Regions from separate parts of the Homo sapiens genome. Here region 1 is linked to region 2. Evidence: chromatin loops called from intact Hi-C (ENCODE). Cell type or tissue: PC-3. All regions are shown on one strand. Each heading gives the region's core, and the rest is flanking DNA. Links, peaks and the distances in the headings are about the cores only.

Region 1 (16,127 bases), core at 6,434-14,433, 120 kb after region 2:
CCTCCCTCAGATACCAAACTCTGCAGATGCTCAAGTCTCTGAAATGAAATGGTTCAGTACTTGCATATAACCTTGTTCATCCTCCAGTATACTTGAAAACATCTCCAGATTACTTACAGTACCTAACGTAATATTATAAATGATATGTAAATAGTTAAACTGTGTTGTTTAGGGATAGTTAACCTGTGTTGTTTAGGGAATAATGACAAGAAAAAAATGTACATGTTCAGTACAGATGCAGTTATTTTTTCCATCTGCTGTTTAGTTGACCGTGGATGTGGAACCCACAGGTACAGAGGGCTGACTAAAATTGCTTTTAACTTGCTTTATTCTGTGTATTCATCATATATATTTTTGTTTGTTTGTTTGTTCTTGTTTTGAGATGGAGTTTCACTCTTGTTGCCCAGGCTGTAGTGCAATGGCCCGATCTCAGCTCACTACAACCTCCGCCTTCTGGGTTCAAGCAATTCTCCTGCTTCAGCCTCCCAAGTAGCTGGGATTACAGGCATGCGCCCCCACGCCCGGCTAATTTTTTGTATTTTTAGTAGAGATAGGGTTTCTCCATGTTGGTCAGGCTGGTCTCGAACTCGCGACCTCAAGTGATCCACCCGCTTTTGAAAGCCTCCCAAAGTGCTGGGATTATAGGCGTGAGCCCCCGCGCCCGGCCATCCTATATTTTTTGACCATCATTTGATAAAATAAATAATTTAAACCTGCTGTTAGAAAAGTAACAACTGAATAAATAATGCAATAATTATACAGCTGGATTATTTTGTATAATTCACTTTCCTTAGGTTTTGCTTAAACAACTTGGTACAAGTCTATTCCAAAAGGTACACATGACTCATACAGAGTAGACATTTGTCACATATTTTATTCGGCTCATTAATTAGCAAGGGAATCTGTATTTGAGGAAGTGTTCAATATTAGAATATTAGAATAGGGATTGCTAGGTTAGATTACAAAACTAATGTCTTACAGGGAAACCTCATATAACATGAGCATTTATTTAGTAACACAGTGTTACATTTTCCTAGAATGGGCTTGTTAAATAATGCTTCTGTATGATATTGAAAGGGTGTAGTTATCTTGGCCTTTTTGTCAGGTTTTAGATAATTATTTTTAACATCGGAAATTGTTTTATAATCAGTTAAGCCCTGTGAATTTTTATCTTGCCAATTTTAAGCTCATGATGATTTTTTAGATACAGGTTCTCCCTCCCCCGCAAGCTCCTTGTGAAGTCCAAACCCACATTTAGAATTGACAGAACTGGGGTGTTCCAACTTTCAAAGTGGAAAGCTTCTAGGTTTGTCTTAGGTTTCTCCAGGATATTAAGGTGTTTGAGCTACTTAAGTTCTTATTTTTTGGAACCAAAAGGTTGGATGAATTGGCTAAAAGTCAGTTTTGTCATACTGGTTGTTTCAGGAAGAGAAAGGGAATTTTCTTATTTACGATTTTGTGTCTCACTTAGCCTGAAAGCTTTAATTCCTCAGAATAGTCTTTATGTCTGTGAAAGTAAGCCATGTGTAAAGCCATGTGTAAAATTGTAATTTTTAAAATTTCAGTTTCCCAGTTCACTATAATTTTTTTTTGTTCTTTTCTCCCTTGAATGGCTTGGCTTAAAATGTTTTCTTATAATAAAGAAAAAGCCTGCCTGTTCTGAGTGAAGCTCTACCTCACAACAGGAAGCTGGTGCTAATTGGTATTCTGCAGGAGGCTTCTTGCAGTGGTATTGCATAACTGCCCTTGACTTAGGAAGATTTTCATCCTGCATATCCTAAATGGTTGACTTGCTCACAGTCAAAAATGTCTAAGTACATTTAGATTTAGCTAATGTAGATTCAGATTCTGAATGTCTTTTAGAATATTTTGGGCTTTGGTATAGACTCAAAGAATTTCACATTTTTGGCTGGGCACAGTGGTTCACGCCTGTTATTTCAGCACTTTGGGAGGCCGAGGCGGGCGGATCACCTGAGGTCAGGAGTTCGAGACCAGCCTGACTAACATGGTGAAACCTCGTCTCTACTAATATTACAAAAATTAGCTGGGCATGTTGGCAGGCGCCTATAATTTCTTTGGGAGGCTGAGGCAGGAGAATCACTTGAACCCGGGAGGCGGAGGTTGCAGTGAGCCGAGTCGTGCCATTGCAGTCCACCCAGCCTAGGCGACAGAGTGAAACTCCACCTCAAAAAAAAAAAAAAGTTATTTTAAAATAAAGATTAACTAATTTCCTTATTGAATGTGAGATGAATTGCTCTGAAAAGATGTGTTTTTAAAACACAACATAGCTTTGTTGTTGCTGTTATTACGGAGTTTTGCTCTGTCGCCCAGGCTAGAGTGCAGTGGCGCAATCTCAGCCCACTGCAACCTCTGCCTCCCGGGTTCAAGCACTTCTCTCCCTCAACCTCCTGAGTAGCTGGGATTACAGGTGCCCACCACCACGCCCGGCTAATTTGTTATATTTTTAGTAGAGACGGGTTTCACCATCTTTGCCAGGCTGATCTTGAGCTCCTGTCCTCATGATCTACTCACCTTGGCCTCTCAGTGCTGGGATTATAGGCGTGAGCCACCGTGCCCAGCTCAACGTGGCCTGTTTAACTTGAGTTTTACATTTTTTAAATTCCCCTTAGAGAATGATTTGATCAGATTATTAATTGCTCATATTTCAGAGAAAGCACGAGAAAATATAGTTTTGACATCACTTTCTGTAATTTTTTCTTTTTAGAGGAGGTTTTACAAGTTTTCATTTGCAATGAAAACACAAGCCTAAATCTTACTTTTCCAAACTGGGCTTCTGAATTATAATTTGTGAATGCAAATCAAGCAGTGGAAAAATTATCTTTAAGAAAATAGCTTATGTCGCTTTAAAAAATAAAATTAATCCTTTCCTAAGCATGCTTCCATCTGTATTGTCTAGGGAACATCAATTCATTCAGCTCTGCGGGCTCCTTACTGTATACATATAGTTATGCAGCTTCATAGAACATGAGCTATTGCCACAATAAAAATAAGTGGGAAGGAGCAGAGAAGCAGTTTGTCTTATTTTACTCGGGAAATGTTTATGCAACTCTGAAATGTGAGTTTATTCTTCCCAAGCTTTTGTGCTTAGCTCTAAGGCAGGACTACCTAATACCACTCTCACAGCCAGCCATTTGAAATTTGGGATTCTGAGCAATCTAAAGAGTAACTTGTCTCTGGAACTGACCTTTTGCTGACCGGGAGTCCTCATAACTTGGATTTTGTGTGGGTTGTTGTGTCTTTGGTGCCACTGCTGCTCATTCATTCAGCACCTCAGTGATGCTGTTTTTCATACTGTTCGATTGGTCGGGGGTGTGATGGGCGAAGCAGTCTAATATAATTAAGCTAGTTAGGGTAAGGGACAGTACTGCTGATGCTGAGTGAGCCTCAGTGAGTTTTATTAAAGTTGTTTTCGTAAATGAAAGAGGTTGTTTGCCTTTGTCCTAAGCTAACAAAGGTAGTTTATTTGTGTAGCATTTTTTAAAAATCCCTTTTAAATACTCTGATGCGCTCTCCCCCTACAGATGTTCATTCTGGACAGAGTGGAAGGTGATACTTGTTCCCTTAATGAGTTTACCATAACTGGATCAACTTATGCACCTATTGGAGAAGTGTGAGTAACCCTCCTCCTCATTTAAAGGATCTGGTGTGGCAGTTTAGTATTTGTATTGATTTGCAGCATGTCTACAAAGTTAAGACAGCTTTCTGAATGTGGCTCAAGTCAACACTTATTACTAAAGTAGTAAATGTTTTTAAAACAAAAACTTTGAAAGATGAACCAAAGGTTATAATCCAGTCATCTTTTTGCATCTTCTGGGCTCCAAACTTTCAAGAGGGATTTGTGTTTGTTATTCACTGTAGCCAGTGGTGGAAGAATTGAATTAAGAATTTCTGGTCTTTTTACTGATTGATTTCTGATACCAGAGATGCATTCTCTCTTTTGTTTTTGTCTAATATTGGCTCTGGCATCAAATTGTTTGGAATTTTTTCCAGTATGTTGTCCCAGAAATTCTGTTTTCATTATTAAACAATTGCGGGGGGGCAGGGGGCGGGAGGAATCAATAGTGGCGACCATACCCTGCTCTAAGAGTGTTTTCTCTTTGGGCAGGCATAAAGATGATAAACCAGTGAATTGTCACCAGTATGATGGTCTGGTAGAATTAGCAACAATTTGTGCTCTTTGTAATGACTCTGCTTTGGATTACAATGAGGTAAGTCTCTTCATAAATTAGAAGGAATGGCTGTTCCTAGTTCAAGGGTGGGGTGGGTGGAATGAAAGTCTAGCCTGCCTTCCTCCCTTTTGAAAGTCAAGGGTGCCTGATTTTGTTTCCCCCTTCCATTCAGAACCTGATGGTGGGGCCAGCATGACCTCACCAAAGAAAGCTGAGAGCCTTTCACATATCCTCTGTGACTGAGCATTGCAGTTAGTTAACTTAAAGTTGTAGTATATGTGATGTTCTTTCTGTTGATAGCATACTTACTATAAATGAATAAAACCCAGGATAGAAAATGCTTTCCTGAAAGCAAAGGATATAGTTTCTGTCTCAAAGGTAAGCTAGTCCCTGTCAGAGACAGAATGTGAACTCTTCAGAATGATAAGCAGTGACATGGAATTACATTATTATGTGAAGGCACTCTTTGAATTAATAGTGTGATCAGTGGCTTCTTATATTTGGGTGAAATAATAAATACTGTGTTTGATGTCATCTTATATTTAAGGGAAATGAAAAACCTACTTATTAGAATAAGATCACATGCACACCTGTACTTTGAGTATGTTTTTAATTATCTGGGTCACCTGTTTCAGAGGAGGATAAAAATGGCCTTACAGTGTTGTAATAGAGGACAGATTGTGCTTTTGTGGAAAAAAAATATTAAAGATAAATTTATCTGTGTACTTCTCCCTTTTTTCTACTTTCTGTGCCTTTAACCAATACAGGCAAAGGGTGTGTATGAAAAAGTTGGAGAAGCTACAGAGACTGCTCTCACTTGCCTAGTAGAGAAGATGAATGTATTTGATACCGAATTGAAGGGTCTTTCTAAAATAGAACGTGCAAATGCCTGCAACTCAGTGAGTATTTGAACCTGGTTTATTGTTCATGCTGCTTATCAGTCGTACTATATATACTTAGTGTCTGCACTGTCCTACTCTCTTAGAAAACTAATTATACCTTATCTCCTCAAACTTACAGTATTTCCTTCCCCATATTCACTCTCAGGTAAGATGCTCTTCCTGTGTATTTGACCAGGAAAATAAAAGCAATCAATAGCTAATTTCCTTGAGCGACCCTCTGGGCCCACAGGGGCTGCCTTCTCCCATAGTGCTGTGAACAGTGTTCTTGCTCCTAGCAGAAGCCACCTCCTCCCAACATCTTTGCTGCATTATTGATTTCCATCTCTACTAGATGTTCTTCAGCATAGGGGGAAATAATAGTGTCTTTCTATCTTGAAACTTTCCTTTGACCTTATTTCCCCTGTCAGCTACCACACTTTCTTTTCCTGTTCAATTAAACCTTTTTTTTTTTTTTTTTTTTGAGACAGAGTTTCTCTCTGTCACCAGATTGGAGTGCCATGGCGCGATCTTGGCTCACTGCAACCTCCACCTCCCAGGTTCAAGCGATTCTCCTGCCTTAGCCTCCCTAGTAGCTGGGATTACAGGCACACGCCACCACGCCTGGCTAATTTTTTGTATTTTTCGTAGAAAGGGGTTTCACCATGCTAGCCAGGCTGGTCTCGAACTCCTGACCTCAGGTGATCCGCCCACCTCGGCCTCCCAAAGTGCTGGGATTACAGGCATGAGCCACCGCGCCTGGGCATCAAACATTTCTTAACTCATTTGATGAGACCAGCATAACCAAATACCAAAGGTCAATGTGGTGATGGTGGTGGCAGTGGCAGTGGCAGTGGCAGAGGGCACCCACATTGTTCATGTATACACTGAACAAATAAGTGGCCTCTGAGCCTTTTTCTGCCTGTCAGAGTCTTTGAGACAGGGCTCATTCGACCAGCATCACTATGACAAGGGCCAGTAGCAAGGATGGGGAGTCTCCACAGTGAGTTGGACCTGAGTGAGGTTCCTCTCAAAGAGCTGCTGCTCCCTCCTGCCAAGACCACCATACTGGACCTGTCCTGCAGTACTGCCCTTAGATTTCTGTGGCCTCACAAGCCCGGGGAGCCTAGACCTCAGTAGAAACACTTTGCAACGGCTGCTGGTGAAGAATGGCCATCCATTGAGTCTCTAGCACCTGGGTCTCCTCAAAAGACTGGTCCCCCTGCCTGTCACTTGGCTCAGCTTAAGAACTTGAAGTGGACCAGGCGCAGTGGCTCACACCTGTAATCCCAACACTTTGGGAAGCTGAGGCGGGAGAGTCACTTGAGGCCTAGAGTTTAGGTTGCAGCATCACTGCACTTGAGCCTGGGCAACAGAGTCAGACCCCATCTCAAAAAAAAATTAAGGCCTGAAGTGGCTAAACTTGAAGGATAACTCCCTTTATCTTATCCTGGCCAAAGTGGTAGATGATTGCTTGGATGAGAAGTGATATGCAGATAAGATGTTGCAATACACAAAGTCTGTGTGGGTCAGTCGGTCACGTGGGTGCCAAGGACAGGTGGGAGAGAAGAAGCAAGCTACAGAAGCAGCTCAAGAATGGGAACTGCGGAAGCTGATTGTATTGGAGGAAGGAGTGTGATGCTCTCAGAGCAGCCAGGGAGGAGCAGAAGGAGCTTAGGGACGTAAGTCAGGCTCTCAAAGTCTATGTCTGGTTCCTGCCCCCACAAACCACCACCCAGGAAACATCATTCCTGAGCTGTGTGGCAGCAGCAGCAGCTGCTCCTTTTATATGGCAGACAGGGTGATTGCTTGTTGGGCAAGAGCCCTCCTACACTATCTTAGAGTGAATACCCTCTATCTGCAGTCCAGGGTCTGCACAGCCACATGGTCCTCTAATAGGTCCACCAGACCATTTGCCTGCAAACAGCCTCATCCTCAGTGCCCACTGTCTCCTAGCTGTGGAGCTTGGATTCCTATGGAATTGGGTTCTGCTGAACATACCTCTTTTTAGCATCAGACCTACCTGTCTGTCATCACCATGGGGCTGCCAGTCAGTACTTTTGCAGCCTCTTTATAGGACATTGTTGTAACTTAGGGTTCCCTGGTAGAATAAGGAGCGATGGGAAGGGGAGAGGTTCTGCCTGCCTGAAGGAACAGGTCTGGGGGAGGAGAGAGGTAAAACTCAGCCTTTTCTAGTTGTCATACACAGCTGTATAAAGGCAAGCCTCATTTAGCAAAATGATTAGTTGTCACCACGTTTAATGCTTTTTGTATGTCATAAGCCCTTTCATCCCTTCCTGGATAATAAGGGCAAATGAGGAGGCATTGTGTCATTGGGGGGTAGTACAGCCTGAGTTGGGAGGGAGCAGTATACCTGTTTTCTTAATAACCTCAAATATCAGGCATTTTAGTGACCACACAAAATCTCAGGGTGAAAAGTTCTAGACCATCATGTCCAGCCTGCAGTTAGGGACACCTAGCCCTTCCATGACCTGTATGGCGTGGTCTTCCGGTTAGTGTGAGGCAGCATTTTGTCTCCTTTATACTGTCCTGAGAAAACAAAACTCACACTGGAATTGAGACTGTCTCAGCTGAAATATAGATTCCTTTTCAGTAAACTGATGCACAATTCACAAATAGCAGTCTCAAAGCCATGAAGGCCTTGGACCACTCCTTTGGCTTCTTCCCTCTACCCATGTGTCTTCCATGAACCCGAAGCAGTCCAGGCTTATTCACTCTGCCAGTAAGCAAGGAGTTGGATCCTGGCAGAGCCACGCTGCCTGTGATCTATTAGTTGGTGTAACTAAAAATCTGAGGCAGCCTGAAAACAGCTTCACAGATTGAGGGTTTGAGTCGTTTGATTCTAGACCTCTGACTACTCCACTGAGTGATGGGAAACAAGTCATGTAATGGGGCTGAACCAGCACTGGCTCACTAGCCAGTGACCACACAAGTACGGGCAATACTGTCATCCTTGTGTCTCCCTGCTCCAGAGCTCCCTTGTCCCATCTTTTTCACATCCCTTGGCCAAGGGATCGGAAACAGCTGTCATGCTGCTCATTCACTAAGGAGTTCCAAACACAAGCTCTTTGCCTCCCTTCCCACTTGAGACAGCAGGAACCCATGTGTAGTTTAGAAGCAGAGAGAGCAGGTCCAGCATTTTGGCCCCATGGCTTGTTTGGTGAGGTCTGTGGTTCTTGGCCAGCCTAGTACTGAAAGGGATTTCCCTCCCCCACTCCCAGCCCAAGACCTCTTACCTGGGTAGGTCCACGCCTTCCTCAGAATCATTGCGTGTTCCTTTAGTCATCCCAGTGCCATTGGCGCAAATGCTTAATTGAAACTAAACACACGTGTGATTGAGATGATACAGAATCTAGCGTAGCACTCATACCCATTCCTTTGCTGCCTGAGACGGTTCAGTGGCTGGCAGGCCAGCAGGATCGCTGCAGGGCCCTGAGCCCCATCTAGTCAGTTCATCAGCCTTCAGTCCTCCCGTAGCTTCCTAGGTTAGATGCTGATGTTCTTGGGGATTTCTATGATGATTTTTAAATGTGTGTCAGTGGGAGCAAATATAATTAACTCACCACATTAACCAAATTAAGGTGGAAAAAACAATAAGGTCACCTCAGTAGGTGCATATGATGAAACGCATCTTATCACACCAAACTAAGACTATAAAAGTGTGTCTTTAACGCTGACAGTGTGTTTACACAGAGACCATGCTAACATAACAGAATTCTCACCATTTCTATGCAGTATTATACTGGCATTCCTGGTCTGTGTAATAGGCAAGAAAAGTACAAAAACTGGAAGAGAAGGGGTATCTTTAGTTGTAGGTAACGATATAAAGCCAAAGGTTTATTCTCAGTCTTCGTCTTCCTATTTTGTTGGTGCTGTCACTCGCTCCCTCTTTGAAGCACCTCTTCACTTGGCTTCCACGATCCCATACTTGCTCTCCCTCCCTGGCCTCTCATTCGAGGTCTTTGTAGCTGGGTCTTTCACAAGGCACCAGGAGGTGAAGGCTCCATAGTCCTCAGCCATTTCTGTCTATAGTTACTCCCATGATCTCTTCTGGTCTCATTACTATAATCAGTAGCCACTAGCTATCTAAAACTACTTAGAATACCTAAAAACACTTCCTTAGATGCCCTAGCCATATTCACTTAAAGTGCTTATCCATCACGTGTGACAGCCACATGAACAGTGGCCACAGAGCATTGCCATCTTTCACAGAGTTCTGGTGGACAGCTCTGCTTGGGGCCATCTCTTCACCTCCAACGTTCCCTAGTTTAAGTCAGTGTCATTATACTGAATGGTATTCCTTGTCTCCCTTCAGCCAATGCTTTTGTTTTTTGAGATGGAGTTTGCTCTTTCGTCCAGGGTGGAGTGAAGTGGCGCAATCTCATCTCACTGGAATCTCTGCCCCCCTGGCTTTAAGCAGTTCTCCTGCCTCGGCCTCCTGAGTAGCTGGGATTACAGGTGCCTGCCACCACACCTAGCTAATTTTTGTAGACAGGGTTTCACCATGTTGGCCAGGCTGGTCATGAACTGCTGACCTCAGGTGATCCACTGCACCCGACCACCTTCAGCCAATTCTTGACAACTGGAGCTTGAGACCCTCCGTTGTCTTCTGTTTTACTTGTCTTAAAAGCCAAATGCCCCATAATGACTTTTGAGGTCTTAATGACCTGCTTCTACCATCCTCTGCCATTACCTGCCTCACCTTTTGCTCATGTAAACTCTATTCCAGCCACGTTGGCACTCCTTTACCATTCCAGGACTTGCCAGGTTGCACTTCCGTTCTCTGCCTGGTGGGTCTTCACCACCACCCACTGGGTTCACACACATCTTTTCAGGCCCCATGGGGCCATCTTTATTCAAATGTCACCGCCTTCTGGCCACTTTATGTAACAGTTCATATGTATGTATGCAAATTTTCTATCCCCCTTCCCTTTTTCTCTATAGCACTTGTGTTACTTTTGCATCTTAGTCTGTCTCTCCCAAAATAGGGGACAAGTTTCATGAGGGCAAAAACCTGTCTGTTTTGTTTATTGCTATATTCCTAGCATCTGTCATGTAATAGGTGTGCTTACTGCTTGTTAGGTAAAAAAGTTCAGAAATTGCCACCCAGTAGTATCCATATTTGTTCCCTTTGTAGGTCATTAAACAGCTGATGAAAAAGGAATTCACTCTAGAGTTTTCACGTGACAGAAAGTCAATGTCGGTTTACTGTACACCAAATAAACCAAGCAGGACATCAATGAGCAAGATGTTTGTGAAGGCAAGTATGGCAGATTGCAATTGAGATGTTCTTGCCAGGGTTAAGATCCCGGTGAACCAATAAAACAAAATTGTTTATCTAAATCTGTAACATTTCCAGGGTGCTCCTGAAGGTGTCATTGACAGGTGCACCCACATTCGAGTTGGAAGTACTAAGGTTCCTATGACCTCTGGAGTCAAACAGAAGATCATGTCTGTCATTCGAGAGTGGGGTAGTGGCAGCGACACACTGCGATGCCTGGCCCTGGCCACTCATGACAACCCACTGAGAAGAGAAGAAATGCACCTTGAGGACTCTGCCAACTTTATTAAATATGAGGTTAGCTAATGAAAAGTTTCTTTGTCCACACCCTGCACGATTCATTGTGTTTAAACAGTACTCCTTCAAGCAAAAGGTCAAACAGTTCTCACTTTTGCCAAGAAAGAGGTGTGGTTATTTGTTTTTCTGCCTGCCAGCTGTGTCACCCTTAAAATTTGCTGCTTCAAACATACATAGTTAATAATTTCATAAAAGTGTTATTTTCAAAGTAGAATATTTTCAAAGTAGAATAATCAAGATGAGCTTAAGCTTGTAAACCCCATTTTGCCTCTCATCTAAATCATGATTTTTTTTAAATTGGTGACATTTCTAGAATATTCATTAGTTACTGAAGGTCAAAAGATCCAAGTTGGAGATTACTTCCACTTTTCTACTCAGAGTAGAATTCTTTTATATCAAGGATGTGACATCCTAAAGCTATGAACAAAATGAAGAAGCTTTGGTACTGTGGGCTCAGAATAGCACAAGAGTTAAAGAATGGTTTGATAACGGGTGTAGTGGTATTTTTTTTTCTCATAAGAAAATGCAAAAACCGCCAGGCACGGTGGCTCAAATGCCTGTAATCTCAGCACTTTGGGAGGCCGAGGCTGGCAGATCACCTGGGGTTGGGGGTTTGAGACCAGCCTGACCAACATGGAGAAACCACATCTCTACTAAAAATACAAAATTAGCCAGGTGTGGTGGCGCATACCTGTAGTCCCAGCTACCCTGGAGGCTGAGGCAGAAGAGTCTCTTGAACCTGGGAGGCGGAGGTCGCAGTGAGCTGAGATTGCGCCATGGCACTCCAGCCTGGGCAACAAGAGCGAAACTCCGCCTCAAAAAAAAAAAAAGAAAAAAAATGCAGAAACCTGTCTCAATGTTTAACTGGGCATTTTTCAAACTAGGGGACAAAAACTAGAACTTGCCACTTTTATTTAAAGTGATGCTCTTATTTTAGACCAATCTGACCTTCGTTGGCTGCGTGGGCATGCTGGATCCTCCGAGAATCGAGGTGGCCTCCTCCGTGAAGCTGTGCCGGCAAGCAGGCATCCGGGTCATCATGATCACTGGGGACAACAAGGGCACTGCTGTGGCCATCTGTCGCCGCATCGGCATCTTCGGGCAGGATGAGGACGTGACGTCAAAAGCTTTCACAGGCCGGGAGTTTGATGAACTCAACCCCTCCGCCCAGCGAGACGCCTGCCTGAACGCCCGCTGTTTTGCTCGAGTTGAACCCTCCCACAAGTCTAAAATCGTAGAATTTCTTCAGTCTTTTGATGAGATTACAGCTATGGTGAGCATGTTTGAACATGTACAGGTGACTCAGGCTACACAAGCACATAGTAGCCTCTAATTTTGACCACTGAATTTTTTTGTCATAGCTCCCTAATTTGGAATTTGTCATGATTTGGGTCTTTTCTCTAGAATTCGGTGAATCAGTGGTTAGCATGTTGTGTGCTACTTGCAGGGAAGATCCTAGAGTCGTTTAAAACCCAGAAGGGCCTTCCAGATCAGTCCCAGAGGAACAATCTGGTGATCTAGTCTCTTTTTTAAATGAGACGTGTTTTTATTGTAAGTTTTCTGAAAATTGAGGATGTAATCAGTCAGTTGTTTGGATCACCCTGCTTTTAAGTTCTTTAAGAGCTGGCTATTGATGAAGCATTTCCAGTATTCTTCCCCTCACCTGATTTTCACCCAGATACATTATGTTAAATTTACTTTCTTCTCTTTTAAAAAAAAATCTTAGTTTTGAAACATACTATAAGTGTACTCTCCTCTCCCCCAGAGGTAACTGAAGTTGGAATTTAGCAAAAATATTAAAAACATGGGAGTGCTGTTTTTGTGTCTGTAGACAGTATTATTTTTGCATGCTTTTGAAGGCATATTTTTTGGCCGAGTGCAGTGGCTCATGCCTGTAACCCCAACACTTGGGAGGCCGAGGCAGGTGAATCACTTGGGGTCAGGAGTTCAAGACCAGCCTGGCCAACATGGTGAAACCCCGTCTGTACTAAAAATACAAAAAATTGCTGGGTGTGGTGGTGGGCGCCTGTAATCCCAGCTACTCGGGAGATTGAGGCAGGAGAATCGCTTGAACCCAGGAGGCGTGCAGTGAGCCGAGACTGCGCCACTGCACTACAGCCTGGGCGACAGAGCGGGACTCCATCTCAGAAAAATAAAAATTTGCATATTTTTGCAATCTGCATCTTTCTACTTGAAATTTATCCATGTGGATACAAGTGCTTCCTCTTGACTGCCACATAGGTTGTGTTTTTGTTTTTAGTAAGATAATACAGATAAATTTGAAGTCCCCTTTGTCCCACTTCGGTAAACTTATTTGGTAATTTTACATTTCCTAGGTAAAATGTGTTTTGTGACACCAACTTATGAAACAAAAATTCTAAAACTCTTTGCCAAGAGACCTACGGCTCTATTCATTTTCCTCCTGCTTCCCATTCAGTGGGCTTTTGCCTAGGGGTATGAATGTGGCATGCCAGTTGGCTGACCCAACCATTGCTTTCCCTTTCAGACTGGCGATGGCGTGAACGATGCTCCTGCTCTGAAGAAAGCCGAGATTGGCATTGCTATGGGCTCTGGCACTGCGGTGGCTAAAACCGCCTCTGAGATGGTCCTGGCGGATGACAACTTCTCCACCATTGTGGCTGCCGTTGAGGAGGGGCGGGCAATCTACAACAACATGAAACAGTTCATCCGCTACCTCATCTCGTCCAACGTCGGGGAAGTTGTCTGGTAGGTCTCTGTGACAGCATCACTTACTGTACGCCTTTATCTAAATGGGTCATGGAGCCCAGTTCTCGCAGTTTGCTCTCCAGATTGCAGCAGCTTTGGTCTTTGTGCCTGAGTTGGAAGAGGGGAGTGGGCAAGACAGAAATGCCTTATGGAAGCAGTGGTGCTTTGGCCCTCGGGAGGGTTGTCTGCAGCTGCCCCAATGTGCAAAGAATCCTCTTTAACGTGAGACTGAGCTAACATTAACCAGGTAGTCACATGAAATTCTTGCCCTCCAAAAGTTGGCTTTATCTCAGTCAGCTTAATAATTTTTTTATTTTTATTTATTTTTTTGAGACAGTCTCGCTGTCGCCCAGGCTTCGGGCAGTGGCACGATCTCAGCTCACTGTCCCCTCCACCTCCTGGGTTCAAGCCTCCCGAACAGCTGGGATTACAGGCATGCGCCACCACTCCCTGCCATTTTTTTGTGTTTTAGTAGAAATGAGGTTTCACCATGTTGCCCAGGCTGGTCTCTTAACTGCTGAGCTCAGCCAGTCTGCCCACCTTGGCTTCCCAAAGTGCTGGGATTACAGGCATAAGCCACCGCACCTGGCCTCAGTCATCTGAATTTAAGTAATAAACTAAGTAAAATTGAGCTTTAATTCAAAATTGGGTATAAGTATTTTACAGATTACCTGAAGTTGTTGTCATTTATTTTTCTGGAGGAGGGCGGGTTGATGATGCTCTTTAAATAGTGGCCAGAAGTCATTTGGGCTCTCTTTGTCTTCTTTTCTTGATTGGAAACAGTATTTTCCTGACAGCAGCCCTTGGATTTCCCGAGGCTTTGATTCCTGTTCAGCTGCTCTGGGTCAATCTGGTGACAGATGGCCTGCCTGCCACTGCACTGGGGTTCAACCCTCCTGATCTGGACATCATGAATAAACCTCCCCGGAACCCAAAGGAACCATTGATCAGCGGGTGGCTCTTTTTCCGTTACTTGGCTATTGGCTGTGAGTACAATTTTTTTATATTACTGATTTTTAAACAAAATGTTTGTGAGCTGAAATTTTGTAAATTCATCCCTTAAAAGCGTGTTTTTTCTTCTATCCCCGTATAGGGTAGCAAAAGACAGAGATGCCCTCTTACAGTTCGATGAACTATACATCCAATTTACCAGAGTCCTTTCACAGTTAGTTCCAGTTTTAGCATCCTGCCCTTACTTGGGCTTTTCTGAATGAGCAATTAAACATCAGGGTTTTCAGATTGAGCCCTCTGTGCAAAGGGATAAGAATGATTCACGCTAGGTTCTGCCTTCCAAGAGTTCATAGGTGGGATTTAAATAGATAATTGTCACCAAGTTATAAAATTTAGTCCCTGTTTCCATAAGAGAAGGGTTGCGCAGTGGCTGGTCCCTTTTATATATAAATCATCTCTTTAGCCCTCATCTTCCTCACCCCGGGTTCTTCCCCATTTCATAGATTGGGAAAGTGAGGTGAAATCACTTCCCTGGGATCCCATAGGAAGGCATTGTGTTTTCATAATATATTCACATGACTTCAAATTCAAAAAGCACACAATGGCATAGAATGGAAAGGGTTTGGGCCAGTCACTTCCCTCTGGCGTTGAGGTGCTCATGTACCCTGTGCCCTTCCGGAGAGATTCCAGCATGCTGTGCACACCTGCATGTTGACCCTTGTCTTGCCTTCTTCCTGCTTGTCAGATCCTTCCATATCCGGACATGCGTAGTGCCTCATCCTTGCAGCCAGCGGCCTTCATGCTCCACTGTAATTCGTGGGTTAGTGGGTATATGCACTTGTTGTTTTTGATGCTACCACATGGGGATATTTGCCTCGTCTGAACTCTGTGTATTCTCTGCTGCACCTTGTTGCTTCTTTGCAATAAACTTCCTGAACTCAAAGCTAATACTGGGGGGAATCCCAGAAGCTGCTGAGGGCAGGGCCATGCTGCTCAGTGTTCCACCCTAGCTCCTGACAGCATTTCCCTAGAAAACTGCTGCTGGGCCTCTAATGGAGCAAATAAATCTGTGTACAACTAGGCAGCAATAGTTTGTCCAAAAGTCCTGGTGTAATCTAGTCCCTCAAACTGTGCAGCCTTACATGGAGTACACACACACTTGCAGCCTTGAAGTACTACCCACTGAGGGGAGAAGGCACGGCAAGGGGAAAGGTTGGCACAGGATGGAGCAAGTGCTTTTTCTCACACATTCTGGAGGAAAAGTTATCCAGTTCTTCTGTTCTAGAAACACCCCTGTCCTTCAGAAACCAGGGTCTAGTTGCTCTGGCTACCAGGCGTGAGCAGGTGGTGGTAGCACCACAGGCCCCGGTTACCATCACTGTCCCATGTCTTTGATCTTCGTCCTTGTGGGGACTGGCCTGCATGGCCTCGGTGGCAGCGAGCCCTGCAGAGGCAAGTGCATCAGCATCACTGTGTTTGTTCCCAGGTTACGTCGGCGCTGCTACCGTGGGTGCTGCTGCATGGTGGTTCATTGCTGCTGACGGTGGTCCAAGAGTGTCCTTCTACCAGCTGGTACTCAGTCACCTTTCTTTCTGTACCTTACATGAGAAGTGTTGTGAGGCCTTGACCTTTCTGTGGTTTCGGTATCTATCAAATCATCTTAAGACTCAGACAATAAACAGTTACATCTAAGATGATTCTGAAGGACCAGGGCTTCTCCGAGAAATTGGGGTAAACCTCTTGGCTGGCTCTGCATTCAGGCTGGTCTGTGCTAGGCTTGGT
Region 2 (16,127 bases), core at 3,244-11,243:
GGTTTCACCTTGTTGATCAGGCTGGTCTCGAACTCCTAACCTCAAGTGATCTATCCGCCTCAGCCTCCCAAAGTGCTGGGATTACAGTCGTGAGCCACCATGCCTGGTCTATTAACCTTAATTGATAATTGAGAAAACTGAAGTCCCAAGAAATTAAGTGCCTTGCTTACCACTAGAGGAGACAAAACCAGATTAAAACCGAAGTCTTCTGACTTCCAAACTCTACATTCTTCTTTTCACACCATGATACTGTTCCACTTTCCTAACTATCTTTTTCTCTCACTTCCTTTTATAGTTTTGTGTAGTTTTTTTTGTTTGTTTGTTTTTGTTTTTTGTATTTTCTTTGAGACAGAGTCTTGCTCTGTTGCCAAGCTGGAGTGTAGTGGCGTGATCTCGGCTCACTGCAAACTCCGCCTCCCAGGTTCAAGCGATTCTCCTGCCTCAGCCTCCCGAGTAGCTGGGACTACAGGCGCGTGCCCCCATGCCTGGCTAATTTTTTTTTGTATTTTTTTGGAGAACTAGAAAGGCAAACAGTTTGACTTAGTGTTGGATTTAGTAGAGCTCTTGATCTCCTGACCTCATGATCTGCCCACCTCAGCCTCCCAAAGTGCTAGGTTTACAGACATGAGCCACCTCGTCTGGCCTTAGTTAACTTTTATAATCTTAGTTTTGGTACATTATAGAGTATGTGGTTTAGCTAACTATTTTTTATCTACTGTAGAAAACATACCATATTCCTCCGACTATAGCAATAGAAATAAACCCCTGTAACTGAGATTTAATTATTCTTGTTTTTTTTTAATGATAGAAACTTCGGGAAAAACAAAAAGTTATACGAGAAAGTCATGGTCCAAATATGAAACAAGCAAAAATGTGGCGTGATTTGGAACAATTAATGGAATGTAAGAAACAGTGCTTTCTGAAACAACAAAGCCAAACTTCCATTGGTCAGGTAATTCAGGAGGGTGGGGAGGACCGGCTAATACTGTGAATTCTTGTGTCATCGTTTGGGGTTTTACTTGATACCACTAGCTATAAGCCTAATCTCATAATGTATTTCTTTTTTGAAACTGATTTGTATAGCATTTTGTTTTCAGAAGAGCCATTCTTTATTAAGTTTTCATAGAAAATAATGTTAAGGTAGATTTAGTTTGAATGTTTTTTCATATGAAAAAGAGGCTTTTATTCTTTTCCATAGTTTAGACATCACTGGCGTCTTCTGAGTTTTATGAGACAGGAAACTAAGTTTACTATCTGTAAATGTAAACATATGTCCATTAAGAAACATGTAGTTTTTTTTTAGAATGTAATAACCCAGTGGCTTACTGTTTTTCTTAATCTCTTTTAAAAAAACTTTAGAAGAATCTTTTAGGAACTAATATCTCTTGTTCTGAAGAAACATTTATCTGACGTTCAGCAGTTCCTACAGTTTTACTTCAGTTTATTTTTCTTCTGTAAAATGCAAGAAAATTTAATATTTTGACTAACATGTCTTTTCTGTTTGTATCATTTAAAGGCAAATAAACTTGGTACGTATTTCATATCTATTTAAAAAATGTATAGTTGTCTTGTGTCAAAATTTATTCTTTTTAAAGTATTAACATCTAATATTAAATTGAAGGATTATTACTTCTTTTCTTTTCTTTTTTGAGACGGAGTCTCGCTCTTTTGCCTAGGCTGGAGTGCAGTGTCATGATCTCGGCTCACTACAAGCTCCACCTCCCAGGTTCATGCCATACTCCTGCCTCAGCTTCCTGAGTAGCTGGGACTACAGGCACCTGCCACCATGCCCGGCTAACTTTTTGTATTTTTAGTAGAGACAGGGTTTCACCGTGTTAGCCAGGATGGTCTCGATCTCCTGACCTCGTGATCTGCCTGCCTCGGCCTCCCAAAGTGCTGGGATTACAGGCATGAGCCTACACGCCTGGCCACATTATTACTTATTTTCACCAAAAATCTATTACAGACTTTTTTTTCTTTTTTTTGAGGTGGAGTCTCACTCTGTTGCCCAGGCTGGAGTGCAGTGGTGTGATCTCAGCTCACTGCAACCTCTGCTTCCGGGATTCAAGCAATCCTCCTGCCTCCACCTCCCAAGTAGCTGAGATGACAGGCGCCCGCCATCACACCTGGCCAATTTTTGTATTTTTAGTAGCAACAGGGTTTCACCATGTTGACCAGACTGGTCTTGAACTCCCAACCAACATCAGGTGATCTGCCTGCCTCAGCCTCCCAAAGTGTTGGGATTACAAGCATGAGCCACTCATGCCTGGCCTATTACAGATTTAATAATATAATAACCAACCTGGGCACAGTGGCTCATGCCTGTAATTCCACTACTTTGGGAGGCTGAGGCAAGCAGATCATTTGAGGTCAGGGGTTCGAGACCAGCCTGGGCAACATGACAAAACCCTGTCTCTACAAAAAATACAAAAATTAGCCGGGTGTGGTGGCACACCTGTGGTCCCAGCTACTTGGAAGGCTGAGGCTAGAGAATCACTTGAACCTGGGATGTGGAGTTTGCAGTGAGCGAAGATCACGCCACTGTACTCCAGCCTGGGCAATAGAGCAAGACTCTGTCTCAAAAAATAATAATAATAATGTAACAATAATCTGATAGTTGTGGGAACCGTTATTTTATTTCATTTTATTTTTTCTTTGAGACAGTCTCTTGCTCTGTTGCCCAGGCTGGAGTATAGTGGTGCAATCTCAGCTCACTGCAACCTCTGCCTCCCAGATTCAAGCAATTCTCCTGCCTCAGCTTTGCGAATAGCTGGAATTACAGGCATGCACCACCACACCTGGCTAGTTTTTATATTTTTAGTAGAGATGGGGTTTCACCATGTTGGCCAGGCTGGTCTCGAACTCCTAAGCTCAAGTGATCCACCCGCCTCAGCCTCCTAAAGTGCTGGGATTACAGTTACAGGCATGAGCCACCACGCCCAGCCTGATATTTTAAATATAAAAAAATTTTCATAGAATATAGATATCACATATTAAATGTAGCACAAGACTCAAAGTGAAATTCAAGAGTTCAAAGTGCTTCCAATCTCTGCTTCATTTGGACAAGGTACTTGAAGATTTCTTTGGTTTCCCTTAGAAAGATACCAAATTCATGTGCCATGCTTTACTTCATTTCAATTTCAGTACTTTTTCAAAATATCTTGCCTTTAGATTTGAAAACTCAAATTTCGAATTATTAGCATGTCCATCTTAGGCTAGTTCTTTTCAGCTGTCTTTAAAAAAATTTTTTGTTGTTTTTTTTTTTAGAGATGGGATCTTTCTCTGTTGCCCAGGCTGGGAGGCAGTGATATAATCATAGCTCAATGCAGCCTCAAACTTCTGGGGTCAAGTTAGCTGGGACTATAGGCACATGCCACCATGCCTGGCTAATTTTTTTTTTTTTTTTTGGTAGAGATGCCATGTAAGCTGTTTTTGTGTCAGTATAAACAAATACCTGAGGCTGGCTAATTTATAAAGAAAAGAGGTTTAATTGGCTCATGGTTATGCAGGCTGTACAGGAAGCATGGTGATGGCATCTCCTCTTGGCCAGGGCCTCAGGTGAAAGCTTCATGGTGAAAGGGGAACCAGCACATCATATGGAAAGAGCAGGAGCGAGAGGTCAGGGGCAGTTGTCACTCACTGTTAAAGAACCAGATCTTGTGTGAACTCAGAGCTAGAAATCACTAATCACCGCGGGGATGACATTAAGTTATTCACGAGGATCCACCTCCATGATCTAGACACCTCCCACCAGGCCTCACCTCCAACACTGGAGATTACATTTCAACATGAGATTTGGAGGGAACAAACATCCAAACCATATTAGATGGGGTCTCCTTTTGTTGCCCAGGCTAGTCTTGAACTTGTGGCTTCAAGTGATCCTCCCACCTTGGCCTCCCAAAGTGCTAGGATTAGGCATAAGCTACCATACTTGGCCCAAAACTTTTTTTTTTTTGTTTGAGATGGAGTTTCGCTCTTGTTGCCCAAGCTGGAGTGCAATGGCGCAATCTCAGCTCACTGCAACCTCCATCTCCCAGGTTCAAGCCATTCTCCTGCCTCAGCCTCCCAAGTAGCTGGGATTACAGGCATGTACCACCACCAAAAATATTTTTTAAAGAAGAAAATTGTTTCTACCCTGTAAAAAATATGGATCTCTTTGTTCCCATGTGTGTCCTACTCTTAATTTTTGTTTGAAAGGTTTTTTATTGGTAATCAAAGAGCCTCACTAGCTAGAGATAATTGGTAATTCTAGGAGCTGTAGCAAGAAGAGATGGGGTCCATCAGAATAAGGAAGAACTGGACTTACCGGGAAAGTATGGAGAGAAATATCTTTTAAATTTTTATAAGGAAAACAGAAGTATTTCAGTGTTCATAAGTGATTTGAATTGGTCCTCTGCTTGTTTTATCCTCTTATTTGGGCAAGTATCAGCTGCCAGCATTGTCATTTGTGCCTTTAGATCAACTAGCAGATCAGCAATCCCCCAAAAGAGGAAAAGCTGTGTCTTAGTGTGTAGAAACAAATCCTTAATTCAATCATCATTTTTTGGATAGTGACATAGATATATTTGTGTGGTGTTGGTTACTGGCATGTTGTTTTTAAGCCAATAGTTAAGTGATGCTCCTTTAAACAGAATATGAATTCCTTTGCAAGTATTTGAAAAAGACTAGATGCCCTTTATAGAAACAGCATTTTATTCCTCCAGAGGAAAGTCAGTTCACAAAATTATTAAGCCTAGTGATTAATTATTTTTTAGCCCTTCACTGTCTTTGGTACTCCTCTTGATTTTTAAAATGGTTGATGACAGATACTCCACAGAATCCTTAGAATTCTACTGATTTGATTATTACTTGCCATCTTTACTCCATACAGAAGGAATATGTGGATTAAACACAAAGGCAGCTCCAAAATTACTTTATTCACTGAAGCAGAACATCATTATTACTTCAAGAAAAGCAAACTGAAGAAATAAAACTCTAAAAGTACAAAGTTATTTATAGATTGTGTGTAACATTGGACATTTAGTAATGCAGCTTAATGGGTTTAGTGCAGTGACTTTCCACTCATTTCATGATTTGATTGGAACATTAAAAAACTTTAACTAACCTTGACAGTCTTTGACAGCTGGCACTTACTAAAGAGCTTATTACATTTTTCCTTCAGGATTGATACTCTGGCTAGCTAATTGATCAGAGTACTTAATCATTTCAGAAACTAATTTGTCTTTCATGTGATGGCCCAAATAAAGGAGAAGAATGCAGCCTGTGAAATCTGCCTCTGTGTTCACAGATTTCCTTCTTCTAGTTGCCAACCGTTGCATGGGACTGACTGTATGATTGTAAATTTCAAAAGGCCACTGCTTATCTTGCTTTCTGTATTAATTCAGGAAACAATCCAAATTTAAATGGTGCCCTTTAAGAAGAATCTTATAATAGGATAATGTGCTTTCTGTTATAAATCTGTTAACTGAATTCCAAAGCCATGTATTTTCTAGGTCTGGAGAATGTACCAGAAGGGTCTTAGAATACTGTTCAAATCCCTATGGAAATAAAACCAGAAATTGCAGAACACCTACCTTTTTCTTTAGATTAATACTTGCCCTTATTTTGCTCTAATTCAGGAGACGATAATAAAGGAAGGAATTTCATTTAAACTATCAAATAAACGTAAATGTGTTATTCTGCCTAATTAACATTTATAAATTTGTAAGATCTATGCACTTTCCAAGTCCATTTCTTTTTTTTTTTGAGACAGAGTTTTGCTCTTTTTGCCCAGGCTGGAGTGCAATGGCAGGATCTTGGCTCCCTGCAACCTCCGCCTCCCGCGTTCAAGCAATTCTCCTACCTCAGCCTCCCAAGTAGCTGGGATTACCGGCATGTGCTACCACGGCCAGCTAACTTTTTGTATTTTTAGTAGAGATGGGGTTTCACCATATTGGTCAGCTGGTCTTGAACTCCAGACCTCAGGTGATTCACCCGCCTCGGCCTCCCAAAGTGCTGAGATTACAGGCATAAGCCACCGCGCCCGGCCCCAAGTATGTTTCTTAACTTTTTAAGGTAACACAATACAGAGCACTTTTTATAATTTGAGTAAAATAAAAGACTAAATATATTGCTGAAACTAAAAATATACAAATTTGCAGAATTCTTCTGAGTTGAATATGAAAAATGGCAAACTGATAACTTGTCAAAGCTGTCTCTACAAAGGCAAAGTCAAAGTTTGCATTGAAAAATGACTTTGTAGCTGGGCACAGTGGCTCACGCTTGTAATCTCAGCACTTTGGGAGGCCAAGGCAGGCAGATCGCCTGAGGTCAAGAGTTCGTGACCAGCCTGACCAACAAGGAGAAATCCCATCTCTGCTAAAAATACAAAATTAGCCAGGCGTGGTGGTGTATGCCTGTAATCCCAGCTACTCGGGAGGCTGAGGCAGGAGAATCACTTGAACCTGGGAGGTGGAGGTTGCAGCGAGCCAGATTGCTCCATTGCACTCCAGCCTGGGCAACAAGAGCGAAACTCCATCTCAAAAAAAAAAAAGAAAAAAGAAAAAGAAAAATGACTTTGTATGCAGGTGTGTGTCTTATAGAAGCCTTGTCTTATGCAGGCATTCTACCCTATATTAGTGACTAATGAGTGTGAGTAAATGACTTGTTTCTACAAAGGATTCTAGGTGCTTACATCATTCATCTTGTCTGGCATGAAGGAGTCTTTAGCCCCAGGGAACGGGTAAGATAGCATCCTGATGATTAACTTTCTTTAAACTTGGTTTTATCAGTAACGTCATTGTTACTGATTGTTACTCACCTACAGGTGAGGAGTAGATTACATATGCAACAGATCTTTCTTTTTTAGACAATTCATGGCAGCCAGGAGAGAAATAAAGCTGTATCTTTATTAAATATGTAAATTATTCCTCCACTCATACTGGCTTAGCTCCTCTTCCTCTTCCTTTTAATGAGAGCAGTTTAAATTAGAGCTGCTTGGCGTATGGCAGCCAGGCCTGGGATGAGTGTTTTGTCTCGGGGGATGGAGAGGGATCATTAAAAGTTATCTATGTATTTTTTATCTTTGACCCTACTGTCTTAAGATAATCTTAAAAAGAGAAGTTGACTGTAAATATTGTTTAGCCCCACCCCATCCTTGCAAAAGAAATCAAAAAATAAAACACAGATCCCAAATAAGTATTTTTAAGAGACTTGGACAAACATATGCTTTCTGCTCCTATGCTCCCTCTTTTGGCAAACTGGAAGTACTTTCTTGGCAAACATCGATATTTTCACAATTTCCTTTCCAGAATTGCTGAGAGGCTTGAGTCACCAAACTTGGTTTACTGCTATGGAAATTCACTATTCCGAGCACAGGAAGAAATTAAAGATTTTTGTTTTTCGGTGAAAGTATGTGTTTACACCTCAGTTCAGAGTGTAACAGCAGGTTCCTGGCTTGGCTGCTTAATGCTGCATGCGATATCCTGGTAAACAGTCATAGAATTTTGGAGCTTGAAAGGAACCTCAGAATGATTCATATAATCATTTATTAGATCAGGAGCTTTGAGGGATCTCTTCCAACCTCTCTCCAGTGTGGAAATCAGTTCTGTAGCGCATGTAGCGAATCACTTTCCAGCCATAGTAGTGTACCCGCAATGCGGCTCACTCCTCATGAGGGAGCCTGTTTCATTGTTAGAGCACAACCTAATTAAGTTATTGGTTCTGAAACTGAAGCAGACTTACAAAGGACTTTTTATGAACTTCAGTTATGCAAAGCAAGATTTAACAAATTTTATTCCCTGAAGCTCTAATCACGACCATGATCATGAGTGATTCAAGCAAATAACCTGGTACTGAGCACTCCATTTGTACCAGGCACTGTCCTAAATGCTTTATATGTGTAGAACTAACATAACTCTCACAATAACCTTATGAGGCAGCTGCAATTATCCGCATTTTATAGATAAGGGAACTGAAGCACAGAGAGACTTTCACAATATTATACAACTAATGATTGTGGCAGAGCCAGGATCCAAAACCTGTGCTCTTAAGTACTTATATTGCAGTGTGACCCATGTATATACCTATTGTATATAAGCAAACAGATTGATGTCTGTTTATGAGTTATGGTATGAAATAATTTTTAGTGCTTATTATAAAATTATAGTACCTTTTTTTAAAAAATGTGTTTGCTTACTATACCTAAAGAATAAACTTTACTAAATGGTTAAAAGTAACCTCAACCAACCAGATGAGGGAATTATACTGAAAATAAATGTTCAGTAAATGAATGAAAGAAATGAGTAGTAGTTTTAAATACAGAGCAAACTGAAACTTTATAGGGTTATCATTTAAATCTATCTGTGTGTTAAAATCATGCATGTCTCCAATTGCTGGACATTTAGATCAACTCCAGTTTTTCACTTTATGAACAATGCTGGAATGAAACTTAAAGATTGAAATACAGCTGGGTGGCCAGGCACGGTGGCTCACGCTTGTAATCTCAGCACTTTGGGAGGCTGAGGTGGGCGGATCATGAGGTCAGAAGTTCCAGACCAGCCTGACCAACCCAGTGAAACCCCATCTCTACTAAAAACACAAAAATTAGCTGGGCGTGGTGGCAGGTGCCTATAATCCCAGCTACTTGGGAGGCTAAGGCAGGAGAATCTTGAACCCAGGAGGCCTCCGCCTGGGTTGCAGTGAGTCGAGGTCACACCACTGCACTCCAGCTTGGGCGACAGAGCTAGACTCCGTCTGGAGAAAAAAAAAAAAAGAAAGAAAGAAATACAGCTGGGTGTGGTGCTCATGCCTTATCCTAGCACTTCGGGAGGCTACGGCAAGAGAATCACTTGAGCCCAGGAATTTGAGGCCAGCCTGGCCAACATGGTGAAACCCTGTCTCTACTAAAAATACAAAAAATTAGCCGAGTGTGGTGGTGCACGCCTGTAGTCCCAGCTACTTGGGAGGCTGAGGCAGGAGAACCGCTTGAACCCTGGAGGCAGAGGTTGCAGTGAACCAAGATTGTGCCACTGCACTCCAGTCTGGGTGACAGAGCGAGATTCTGTCTCAAAAAATAAAAATTAAAAAAATTAAAAAAGATTAAAATACAATAAGGTAATTAAGCAAAACCACAAAATTTATCAAATTCGGTTAAATCCAGAATCTGTTGAACAGTTTTATAGATATTTCTTGTCTTTTTCTGTGAAAATACCAACAGGCAATTTCTTTCTTAACCAAAGAAATTAACAAGATAATACTTGATTAATAGGAGAATGAAATTAAAAGTCCACTCATTTATTTTGATGCGAATATTTGTTATCTTGTGTGCCTGACACTGTGCTAAGTGCTAAAATAGAAATTGAACATGACCTAGTTTTTGCTCTCAAAGACCTCACAGTTTAGAAGACTCAAATATTATGCAGCAAAATAAGTGCTGTGTGTACAAAGAACAGGGAGCTCAGAGGAAGCAGCAATTAGTACTGATGGGGGATTGTGGAAAGATTAACAGAGGAGATGGAACTTGAGCTGATTTGTAAGGATGAGTTAAGATGTTGATAGGCATGGGAAAAGTGAAGACATAAAGGCATTTAAGGATACAGCATGTGAAGGAAAGGACAAGAAGTCTAGTAGGGCTCGGTAAGTTACACAGGTGCATGGGAGATGGGGAAAGAATTCATATTATGTATCAAGCTCTTGAGTTCTGTAATGTGCTGGACACTCAGACTGAATGAAAAGGTGCAGTAAAAATATAAGTGTGGCCCCTGTTGTTAACACGACTATATATTAAACAACAGTAAACACATCAAGAAGTAATAACCAAGTACTAAATTTTGTGGAGCAATAGAAATTCAATCAAATTGGAGCTATAGGGAAGAGCAGAAGGTCAAAGAAGAGTAGAGTCAAGGAGGCTTTATCAAAGAGGTAGGAACTGATCTGGGCCTGGAAGGATGGGTAAGATGTGGACAGATGAATGGGAGAACATGGCAGAACAGCAGGAGTGAAACCAGCAAGTATTCATCACCCACCACTCCCTTATCCAGCTCTATAGCAAGTATATTGAGCAAGAAAAGCATGGCTGTCACTTTTAAGCAGCTTAAAGTCCAGTTATCAAGATAAGCGATGTAACCAACAAATCAGTGCTGGATTAGCCAGTAGGCAAACATGCACTACAGATTTTCTGAAAGTATATGATATTTCAAAAATCAAAGAAGTTTCCATTAGAAAAAGCTGGGCACGGTGGCTTACACCTGCAATCTCAGCACTTTGGGAGACCAAGGCCGGGCAGATCACTTGAGGTCAGGGGTTTGAGACCAAACTGGCCAACATGGCAAAACCCCTGTCTCTACTAAAAATATAAAAATTACCCAGAGTAGTGACGCGCGCCTGTAATTCTAGCTACTCGGGAGGCTGAGACACGAGAATCGCTTGAACCCAGAAGGCAGAGGTTGCAGTGAGCCGAGATCGCACCACTACACTTCAGCTTGGGTGATGGAGTGAGACTCTGTCTCAAAAAAAAAAAAAAAAAGGAAAAGAGAAAGAGAGAGAGAAAAAAAGGAAGGAGGGAAGGAAGGAAGGAAGAGGGAAAGAAAGAGAGAAAGAGCAGAACTCTGTTAGACTTCCTTATATTCGTATTATGGTTTAGTCTTTGTTTCTTCTCATTGCATGTAGTGGGGAGGGGAACTATAATTTTTTGGAAGTTAGAGTCTCTAAAAATTTTAGTTCAGCTTCCTGGAATGGGATAAAAACCACATAGATAGTAGAGTTAATAATCCCCACAGAACTCAAAGTGGGAGAAAATACAGGCTGGAGCAATCTGGTCAGCCTAGAGGAGAAAACATTCAAGTTAAACCTCTTATGGAAGCTTGAGTAGAAATTGGCTCCAAGAGGGAGCAAGAGCTCCGTGGAGAAAAGGAAGCCCCAAAAGGGAATGCCCTGAGGTATGAGCCAGACCCAGCCGGAGGGAACAGAGAAGATGAAGCTGGAAAGGGAGTGAGAGATTGAAGCTGAAGGTTTCTAGTTGGTGGGATTATCAGCCATGGTCTGTTGGTAATAACAACAGGAGTTCTTCTTAATATCCTTTTGAACTGTTGATGAAATGAGATTCACTGCATTGTAGAGAATGACAAATTATCATCTTCCACGGAAGACTGCCATCATGGACTAAGTTTGGTTTATTTTTTGTGACAGAGAAGAGCAATACAGGTGGTAAGCCAGTTAATTTGTTTCATTGTGTTTTGGGGGTTATTTTTTACACTAATTGAAAGATTCGGCATTTTATTTTATTTTATTTTATTTATTTATTTATTTATTTATTTATTTATTTTAGAGAGAGATGGGGTCTCACTATGTTGGCCAGGTTGGTCTTGAACTCCTGGCCTCAAGTGATCCTTCCACCTCGGCCTCCCAAAGTGCTGGGATTATAGGCATGAGCCACCACGCCCAGCCTCATTTTATTATTTGATTCAGTTTACAACTCTATATCATCTATGCCATCACTTCTTTGTTACATTTAACATTTTCAGATTTGTGAAAAAGATTTGATAATTCCAAGGAATTAAGCTGAGAAACAGAATATTTAGAAGTTATATTTTTATTGGGAGACACTTTTATAAGTTTATGTGATTTCCCATATTTTAAAAAATGTGAGAAAAATTCAAAGCTGGTTTTTCACTGTGCTTGATTTTTTTTTTTTCTAAAGAGGAGGAAAAAGAACTTTTTACAGAATAATTGCCAAGTCGGCAAGGAGAGCCTCAGCCCTTGAAGAGACCCACTTGCTAGTGACTTGGCAGTGTCAAACAAATGTTCAACTTTTATTCTGACACTTCTTGAAGAATTTGATTGAAACTATATATGTCCAGATAACACTCAGCAAAGTGCCCTTCTTGCATTTGTTTCAAGATATATTTGGAAACAAAGAGATGACCTTGGACTCAGCTGCTTTTCCAATTTAGGACTTCTCTCTAGGTCTACTGAATAATAATATTCCCCAACATTGAAAATTCAACAAATGGAAAAACATTTTAGTTACTATATGCCATAAGTCCTATGATAGAGGACTTTTTCTCCCAGCAATATGTTCTGCTTCTAAAAGAAATGATATATTTAGCCCACAAACTCTATATTAGCTTTCTAACCATCTACTTCGACATACATTTAGGAACACATTTGCTTTTCATCAGAGTGCCTTTTTGTAATCTAAATTGAGCTATCCTTGCTTTTTAAAATATTTTAGCATCTAAGAAATAAAAAAACAACCCGCAGTTAACTCTTCGCCTTTGCTTTCTGGCATTCATATTTTCATTTGAAGCCGGGGTTCATTGCAGCTTGATGTAAGATCTAAAAGAAGACTTTGGAGGCCCTGACATCCCCTTCTAAGGCTATTGCCACCTGTCCAGATGACAATAGAAGTCCTGCTGGTCCAACCTCAAGCCTGAATGCCAAGATTAGCTTCCAATTGTGTCTACATTTAGCCCATGGAGATGGATGTTTTAACTATCATTAAAGTGACATCCTTTCAGTTACCATTTTGCATATTTTGGAGGTTTCAGCAGTTCCATTTTTAATTTGTTGTCATGGTCACAGGATAAGACGTAGGTAACCTTCCTGATAAGGTGGTTTTACTTTTAAGCAATTAAATAAGAATTTTAGTCTGATCATTGTCCTACATGGCATATTATCAGGGATAGCCACATTTTCTATTTTCATATGGTTTCCTAATATGTTATAAGCAATTAGAGCATTTATAGAGATTAATATGTTGTTAGCTGCAGTCTTCAGCATGTGCAATACATTAATTCCCAATAAAATGCTGCATTACAGGCCGGGCGCGGTGGCTCACGCCTATAATCCCAGCACTTTAGGAGGCCGAGGCGGGCGGATCACGAGGTCAGGAGATCGAGACCATCCTGGCTAACACGGTGAAACCCCATCTCTACTAAAAATAAAAACACAAAAATTTAGCCAGGCGTGGTGGCAGGCACCTGTAGTCCCAGCTACTTGGGAGGCTGAGGCAGGAGAATGGTGTGAACCTGGGAGGTGGAGCTTGCAGTAAGACGAGATCGCACCACTGCACTCCAGCCTGGGCTACAGAGCGAGACTCTGTCTCAAAAAAAAAAAAAAAAAAAAAAAAAAAAAAAAATCCTGCATTACACATAGGCACATGCAAACACACACATGTGGAAATAGATACACCATATTATAACACTTTATTAAAGGATAGCTTGTTCTCAAGGATTCCTTCTTGCTTGATTTGGAATCAAGTATTAATCATGTGTTAGCCACAAGGTGAGTGATTTTGAAAAGATAGTCGAGAGATTTTTAAACTATTTCCACAAAGTAAATAAAAAATAAAAAATAAACTATTACCACTTAAGATACTATTAAAGATGACCCATCTCATCAGATGACAGACTGATCTTAAATTTTGGTTATACATTATTGCACCAGCATTACTTTGCAGTCTCCTAACTCAAAAACTAGTGACTTTTAGTTTTAATCTAACATTTACTCCTTTATAAAAACAGATTTTGCATGGGAGTGGCTATCCTGTGTACATTTCCATTATTGTAGTGAAGTTGAACTAGAGCAACTGCTAAAGTCACCACACTGCCCTAATTAAGTAAATAAGATCATGTACTACTCAAGCTAATTGATTTTACGGAATACACAGGAAAAGTAAAGTTTGCTTTTCCTGGTGTCAGAGATGCCTCCAGCTACACAACTTTTGAACTGTGCTTTTTAAAGGCTTGAAAAAACAAAATAAGATGATCTACAGAATGTTCCTAAGATCTGTAGTGCTCAAGGACAATTTTAATGAGGAAAATGTCTCAGAGAAAAGGTAATTTTATTTCAAGTAATAGATTAAATCTGAGTTTTGCTGAATGTTTTCATAGAACACTGTGTGTTTTCAAGAGTAAGTTTTCTCATCCTTCTTCTAAAAACATAGACAAAAGTTTGAGCCAAAAGGTCAGAATATTCCTGCATGGTTTGTGGTTATTAAGTTTGTCAGTATGTTTCAGGAGTCTTTCTCTCTATCCATCTCTCCTTATATTTTCAGATACACTTAACCAAATCAGCATTATTGATGTTCAGTGAGTATTCATTGCTTGAGAGTAAGAACCCCTCTGTCAGCCTTCCTAAAACAGGAGAGATTTCTGGAAATTACAGAATAACATGGTTCTTTAAACTCTTTTTATGTGCCTTCCATAGATGGAATTCATATCCAGCTGTCTGCACATTTATATGGAATCTGATTTATCCAAATACTGTATTTGCAGTCCCATCAAATCAAAGGTTTCTTTTTCTTATTGTGCCCAAATATCTACCTTGATATTTTAGTTACAAAATCCAGATGTGTTTATTTAAGGATGCAGATCTAATATGCTTTTAGTTAAAACTCATTTAAAAATCTTTCTTTAGCCAGGCATGGTGGCGCATGCCTGTAGTCCCAGCTACCCAGGAGGGTGAAGCAGGAGGATCTCTTGAGCCGGGGAGTTGTTCAAGGCTGCAGTGAGCTATGATTGCACCACTGCCCTCCAGCCTGGGCAACAGAGCGAGACCCTGACTCTAAAAAAAGAAAAAAAATCTTTCTTTGTTTTCTGTCTCTGACCTTCTCCATCTTTTTTTGTTCATATATATTTTTCCTCCCTGTTTATGAGTGTTATACTGTTCAAATGTTTTCTGATTCTCTCTCACACAAATTTTCTTGTCAGTGGTAGGTTCACTTTTGAAGCATCTTTCAAAAATATATTTTCATTTTAAAAAATATATGCCGTAGGTATGATTGCATAACTCTGAAGATACTAAAAACCACTGAATGTGTAAATACACAAAAGTCTTCTTTAAATTGGTGAATTGTATGATGTATGAATTATGTCCCAATAAAACTGTTAAAAATTAAAATGCATGCTCAATGTAACAAAATTCAAATAATATCAAAGAATATTAGATTAAAAAATAAAAAGCCCTCACCTGCCCCAGTCTTCTCACTCCTCAGAGGTATTTCCACAATTCGGTTTTTAAATACTCTTCCAGATGCTGTAATTATATGCACAAGCACATAAATGCATTTACATCCTTTTAAAATTTTATACCAGGGCCGGGGCATGGTGGCTCATGCCTGTAATCCCAGCACTTTGGGAGGCCGAGGCAGGCAGATCACTTGAGGTCAAGAGTTCAAGACCAGCCTGGCCAACATGATGAAACCCCATCTCTACTAAAAATACAAAAATTACCTGGGTGTGGTGGTGTGTGCCTGTAATTCCAGCTGTTTTACTCGGGAGGCTGAGGCAGGAGAATCTCTTGCACCCAGGAGGCGGAGGTTGCAGTGAGCCGAGATTGCGCCACTGCACTCCAGTCTGGGCAACAGAGCGAGACTGTGTCTCAAAAAAAAAAAAAGTTATATTCACTGTTCTACAAATGGATTTTTGAATTAAACCATAAATTCTAATCATAGGTATAGAGTTGTCTTAATAGTTGCAAATATTCTCCTATATGGATATAGCACAATTAATAAGTTCCTTATTGAATGTCCTTCTACATATATCTTTGCACCCTTATACAAATATATCTCTAAGAAAAATATTAGAATTGTTGGGTTCAGAAGTATGTGCATTTAAAATTTTAATAGATACTGCCAAATTGCCCTCCAAAAATCTGGTGCCAATTTGTACACCCATCAGCTGGATATGAGCATGCCTAATTTGCTGTCCCCTTGCCTATACTAGGTATACTAGCTTTATAATAGTCTTGCCAATATGATAGATATAAAGAATCATTTTGATTTGTATTTTAAAAATTATGAGTGTGGTTGAGTTTTTTATGGCCCAGTTTTAATTTATGTAACATTTTTCTGTAATTGAAAAAGAAATCCGTATAATTATTGTAGAAATTTTGAATGATACAGGAGATAATTGAGATCACCCAGAGATTATTACCATTTACAATTTTCCTTTAGGCTTCTTTCTGTGAAATTCATCTTGTGATTATTTTTAACAAAAAATGAAGGTTGGTAAAGGAGCTTTTTAAAAAATATGGAATTTATCAAATGAAGTTATAATTTAGCTACTTGGAGTACTACTTTGAGCTCTTTTAATCAAGGTGCTATATAAATATTCAGTGGACTGAGCTCCCCTCTGCCAGGCTTTTGG

What was found. Peaks named below come from ENCODE experiments on the same cell type or tissue, not always from the same donor. Only the 100,000 strongest peaks of a DNase experiment are listed, where the experiment ranks them.
Region 1: it touches region 2 in a loop (5-fold over the local background); 2 of 110 quality-filtered maps call a loop at or near these places.

The regions. Positions count from the first base shown.
Region 1 is chr12:110,329,055-110,345,181 of GRCh38, forward strand. ATP2A2 (ATPase sarcoplasmic/endoplasmic reticulum Ca2+ transporting 2) reads left to right here. Exons shown (of 20, transcript NM_170665.4): 9 at 3,543-3,631; 10 at 4,127-4,229; 11 at 4,958-5,089; 12 at 10,227-10,349; 13 at 10,449-10,667; 14 at 11,605-11,940; 15 at 13,174-13,394; 16 at 14,178-14,380; 17 at 15,832-15,917. Among named protein-coding and RNA genes, the nearest start is that of ATP2A2, 56 kb to the left of the region's middle. RefSeq lists enhancers at 9,940-10,039, 11,447-12,646, 15,530-16,127. In PC-3, for the core only: a CTCF peak has its summit at 9,970; no DNase peak of the experiment used is centred there; H3K27ac peaks cover 2,787 bases.
Region 2 is chr12:110,217,236-110,233,362 of GRCh38, forward strand. IFT81 (intraflagellar transport 81) reads left to right here. Exons shown (of 19, transcript NM_014055.4): 19 at 809-1,558. The coding sequence ends at 991. Among named protein-coding and RNA genes, the nearest start is that of ATP2A2, 56 kb to the right of the region's middle. RefSeq lists an enhancer at 6,511-7,011. In PC-3, for the core only: a CTCF peak has its summit at 7,228; DNase peaks (open chromatin) are centred at 6,706 and 7,286; H3K4me3 peaks cover 1,308 bases; H3K27ac peaks cover 2,323 bases.